Linked DNA regions of Homo sapiens: region 1 is linked to region 2. The links are chromatin loops, found by intact Hi-C in ENCODE. Cell type or tissue: mesothelial cell of epicardium. All regions are shown on one strand. Each heading gives the region's core, and the rest is flanking DNA. Links, peaks and the distances in the headings are about the cores only.

Region 1 (2,924 bases), core at 138-2,637, 270 kb after region 2:
CCAAAAGACTTGAAAGCAGGGACTCAAACAGATACATGTATACTGATGTTCATAGCAGCTTTATCACAGCAGCCAAAGGTGAAAACGATCTAACTAGTGTTCATCAACAGGTGGATGGAGAAACAAAATGTGGTAAATCCATGCACAGAAATATTGTCCAGCATAAAAAGGAATGAGGTACTGATGCATGCTACAGTGTGGATGAACCTTAAAAACATGTTCAGCAAAAGAAGTCAGACACAAAGAAGGCCATATATTGTATGACTCCATTTATAAGAAATGTCCAGGACAGGTGAACCCATAGAGACAGAAAGCAGATTAGTGATTGCTAGGGACTAGGGGGAAGGGGAAAAGGGGAGTGACTGAATAAAGGGTACAGAATTTCCTTTGGAAGTAATAAAAATGTTCCAGAACTACATAGTAGTAAAGGCTGCACAAAATTATGAATGTACTAATGTCATTGAATTGTACACTTTTTTTTTTTAGACAGTCTTGCTCTTTTGCCCAGGCTGGAGTGCAGTGGCATGATCTCAGCTCGCTTGCAACCTCTGCCTCCCAGGTTCAAGCAGTTCATGTAGCTGAGATCACAGGTGTGCGCCACCATGCCTGGCTAATTTTTGTATTTTCAGTAGGGATGAGGTTTCACCATGTTGACCAGGCTGGTCTCAAACTCCTGACCTCAAGTGATCCGCCAGCCTCGGCCTCCCAAAGTGCTGGGATTACAGGTATGAGCCCATAATCAGTGTACATTTCATCCTAGCCTGAATTGTACGCTTTTAAATGGTTACATGATTAATGTTATATTATGTGAATTGTACACACCCCTCCTCCAAACACACACACACACACACACACACACACACACACACACACACAGAAGGGGCATGGCATGGATTCTGAAACAGTGAGGGGAAATTAGCCAGCCCAGGAAAGCAAGGAGAAGTGCTTCCCTTGGAGCAGCCCAAGCCAAGGTGAGTGGACTGGGCTGGGGCACCTCAGCAGTAGAAAGATACCTGTGGCCAGAGATACAGGAGGGCAGAGGCTACTGCTCCCATAGGACAAGGCAGTGTAATCCTTAGGCGATTAGCACAAAGCACATCAAAAGGCTTCAACAAATACCCATTTAAAGGCTGGAGATATGAATGAAAAGAAATTGCAAGCCTTTGCTATGAAGAGTGGTTCCCTCTCCTTCCCCTGCAACAGAACAAAGCCTTCCTTGGTGTGAGAATTCCAAGTGTGGTCTGGAGAGTCTAAACCTGTCTGTTGAAAGAATGGCTCTTAGAGGGTGAAAAGCAGGGATGTTGTCGCCCTCCTCTGGTCACTGAGCAGCTTTGGTGTCCCCCCCTCTGACTGAGGTGGCCACCACTGCTGTGAGTGCAGAACCCAGGGCTGGAGATGTTTGGCAGCCAAGGTACCGGGGCTGTGAAGGCAGCTGGCCCTCCACTCCCCACTCACCCCTCTACAAATTCTTTCTCAGTTACTCAGGAGGCTGAGGCGGGAGAGTGGCTTGAGCCCAGGAGGTGGAGGCTATAGAGAGCCATGATCAAACCACTGAACTCCAGCCTGGGTAACAGAACGAGATTCTGTCTCAAATTAATTAATAATATAAATAAGTTTTTAAAAATTAAAAAGGCAGCATGTAGACCAGGCGTGGTGGCTCACACCTGTAATCCCAGCACTTTGGGAGGTAGAGGCAGTGGATCACTTGAGGTCAGGAGTTCAAGACCAGCCTGGCCAACATGGTGAAACCTTGTCTCCACTAAAAATACAAAAATTAGCTGGGCATGGTGGTGCACACCTACCTGGGAGGCTGAAGCAGGAGAATCACTTGAACCTGGGAGGCAGAGGTTGCAGTGAGCTGAGATCGTGCCATTACACTTCAGCCTGGGTGACAGTGAGACTCCATCAAAAAAAAAAAAAAAGCATCATGTAAACGTGTAATGTTTCCACATCGATGTGAAAAAAAATACCTATATTCCAATGTGCTTATAAGTGCATAGAATATGTCTGGAAGGATAATGAAGAAACTAGGTAATGTGAAACTGGGTAATATGATTTTTCTGGGGAGAACTAAGGGACTAGGAAGACAAAGGCACACTTTAGTCAACACCCCCTTTTTGATTGTGGTAAAATATACATACATAAAATTTACCATTTTAACTGTTTTTAAGTGTACAGTTCAGTGGCATTGAGGACTGATATGGTTTGGGTGTGTGTCCCCGCGCAAATCTTGAGTAATCCCCAATGTTGGAGGTGGGGTCTGGTGGGAGGTGATTGAATCATGGGGGCAGATTTCTTCTTTAGTGCTGTTCTTGTGATAGTGAGTGAGTTATTATGAGATCTGGTTGTTTAAAAGTGTGTAGCGCATCCCCCCACACCTGACTCTCTTTTCCTCCTGCCCTAGCCTTGTAAGATGTGCCTGATTCCCCATCGCTTTCTGCCATGATAGGAAGTTTCCTGAGGCCTTCCCAGTCATGCTTCCTGTAGAGCCTGTGGAACTGTGAGCCAGTTAAACCTCTTTTCTTTATAAATTACCTAGTCAGGTATTTCTTTATAGCAGCATGAGAACAAACTAACACAAGCACACTCACATTGCTGTGTAAATATCAACACCACCCATCTCCAGAACTGTTTCATCTTCCCAAAGTGAAACTCTGTACCTATTAAACAATAACTCCCCATCCACCCTCCCCCCAGTCCTGGAAACCACCATTCTATTTTCCATCTTTATGAATTTGACTACTCTAGGAATCTCGTTTAAGTGGCATCATACAGTATTTGTCCTTTAGTTTCTGTTTTATTGCTTTTAGCATAATGTCTTCATCAATACACTTTGATAGATTTTTAAAGCTCTTGGGGAGCTTTTCTAAAAATATTGATACCCAGATCTTACCTCTAGAAAGTCTGATTTTTTTTTTTTTTTT
Region 2 (2,924 bases), core at 223-2,722:
CAAAAAAACATCATGAAGTTAAAATACTATTGCAAACCTGGGAAAAAACAATTGCAATGCATATAGAAAGCAAATAATTTATTTTCTTAAAATACAAACAGGATTAAAAATCAATAGGTAAAACAAACAAAAAACCTACTAGAAAATTTGAATATAAAATTTACAGAAAAAGAAATACAAATTGTCAGCTGTATTTCAAGATAAAAATACAAAATAAAATGAGATGTCATTTTCACCTACAGATTGGCAAACATTAAAAGGTTTTGTAGTTTCCATTGTTAGCACCAGAGGAAGCATGATGTAAAGACTCATTTTGTAACCTTTTTGAGAGATAATTTGGTAATACCTATCAATCTAAAACATGTGAACTTTTACTAAGTAATCAGACTTCCAGGAATTTATCCTAAGGATGTACTAACAAAACTACCCAAAGATGTATACAAATTAATCAATAAGATTTTGGTTAAGTCAATTAAGAAACATCTTCACAGGTAGAATACCTTTGCAGCCATTGGGAATATTAGCCTCCCAGAGTGACAGCAGCTTGTGAAGGAGGGACTATGATCAGCATTCCCATTTTACAGCTGAAGAGGCTAAGAAACTATGACTCTTTTAATCAAATTGATACAAAACTAGGAAATGAAACTTAATATGTACTATTATTAGGTAGCAACTATCAAAGGGATATAAAAGAGTGAGCCATATCCATTACATGGGAAGCGTGGCTGGGCGGCCTCAGGAAACTTAAAATCACGGTGGAAGGCAAAAGGGAAGCAAGCATGTCCTTGCTTCTATACGTCCTAATATGTCCTAACATGAAAAGATATCCACGTTACTAAGTTAAAAAGAAAAAGTGCAATAAAAAAGTAGAGTGTGATCCTTTTTGTTTAAAAAAATACTATATATGCTTATGTATACAGAAACCTTCTGGAAAGATAAAAAATAACTAACAATGATAACTTCTAGAAAGTAGGCCTGGTGGTGGAGGTGGAAACCTAACATTCATTTTACATTCTACTCTACTGTTTGAACTATTTCACCATATACACTCATTTTGAAAAGGCGGTTTTAGTTAAATGAAAGCTTGGTTTGGTCCCACCATGTAACCTGATTTCCCCAAAACTTAATGTTATTTCCACCTATATTATTAGATTACAGCATCCACAAAATAAAATAATTACATCCTTTCTGGTGGGAGTTGGAAGCAGACTGAATATCCTTCCTGACAACTGGAATATCCCATAGATGGCAGACCCTGCCTCATAAGCTAGGGAGTTTCCACTATTTTCACAGGCTCCACAACCTTAAGACAAGGATAACAGAGAAAGGACTTTTTATTTGTGTAGGAGACTAAACAATCCTTAAGATTTTTTCAACTCTATGACGCTATAACTCTAATATTTACAAAAATGCGTTTAACATTCAGGATTTTGGAAATGTATCTACTCTATAAGACTTCTAGGGTCAGTCAAAATGACACAGGAGCCAATTTCAAAGGGCTCTCACTGGTCAAAGGTGGAGCATTTATTCATCAAAAAGAAAAATAAATGCAAGGGTTTCAAACACATAAAACCTATGCAATTCCCACAGGCCTATAATAATAAAAAGTAAAAGCATCATTGGTCATCTTTGGAGATTGCTCGGGTATCAACTCATTATACTGAGAATGGATAAATATGAAGGGAATCAAGCATTTATTCTGTCTTTCAAGATTTATCCTGATTTTCAGGGAAAGCAAAGAGTTTATGAGGAAAATTCTCCTTTATAAATGAATCATAGCTAATTATTGCAGGAACAACAGAATTAGAAAAATCAAAATTTTCAACCTTAAGAAAATGGTAGATATAGGCACTGCTCATTAATGGTTGCTAAAAATCATTCAGGTGAAAGGCATATAGGGAACCCCAGAATGGATGAGGATCCAGCTTCACCTGAACCTACTGATCAACCTCAGCATTGCTAAGTGGGACATCCAGTCATTAAGTGCATTCCGGGTACGATGTGATAGGGGAACACAGACCACTTCCCAGGAAGTATTCTTGCCCCTCCCCCAAATTGAGCCTAAAAATTGGAATTAAGCCTAATTCCAATCAAGTTTTAGATCCACCCAAGAAATACAGGAGGTAGTGGCACATGGTCAGCAATACCACAAAGATGCAGTCAGTCAAGGCCTCAACGTGGGAAATTCTAAACTGCACAATAAATTACCCAGTTTACTAAAAAAATAAGTGGCATACACAAAAAGAGGGAACTGCTGTGCGTTAAAAGAGACATGATAGCAAAATGCAGTGTACAGACCTTATTTGGATCCTGAGTTGAACATACCAACTATGAAAGACATTTTTTTCAACAGTCAGGAATACTTGAACATGAACTTTTAGATGATGTTGAGGAATGATTGTAAATGTTGTTGGTTGTGACATAGTTTCAGGGTTAAGTGTTTTTAAGTTCTTATCTCTTACAGATACACATTGTATTTATAGATGAAAGTATTTATAGATGAAATCTGATGTTTGAGATTTACTTTAAAATAATTCATTAAACATGTTGCAAAGAGTGCATAAAAAGAACAGGAGGCTGATGTTTTCGTACAGGGGATGGGGGGCTCTGCTGTCATGTGTTTTTGAAATTTTTCATAATAAAAATTTTAAAGATAAAAAAGACAGCCTATTCATGTAAAGCATCTCATATTGCACCTAGGAGGCACTCAACGTATTCGCTATAATCATAGTAACAGCACAGAAAAATATTCTACTAATTTTTACTGACAAAGTTAATAAAAGACATTGAAATTGATCATTATGATATGATTTTGTTAGTACAGACCTTAACTGGGGAGACGGACTGGATCAAGTAAAGGCTCTGACTCTCACTTTAACGTATTTACTCAATGTCTCAAATACTGCATATGAATAAGTTCTTGG

The links. Peaks named below come from ENCODE experiments on the same cell type or tissue, not always from the same donor. Only the 100,000 strongest peaks of a DNase experiment are listed, where the experiment ranks them.
Region 1: it touches region 2 in a loop (8-fold over the local background); 63 of 110 quality-filtered maps call a loop at or near these places.

What each region holds. Positions count from the first base shown.
Region 1 is chr18:50,783,631-50,786,554 of GRCh38, forward strand. No RefSeq gene overlaps it. Among named protein-coding and RNA genes, the nearest start is that of MRO, 35 kb to the right of the region's middle. In mesothelial cell of epicardium, for the core only: no CTCF peak of the experiment used is centred there; a DNase peak (open chromatin) is centred at 1,341.
Region 2 is chr18:50,513,236-50,516,159 of GRCh38, forward strand. No RefSeq gene overlaps it. Among named protein-coding and RNA genes, the nearest start is that of MAPK4, 45 kb to the right of the region's middle. In mesothelial cell of epicardium, for the core only: no CTCF peak of the experiment used is centred there; no DNase peak of the experiment used is centred there.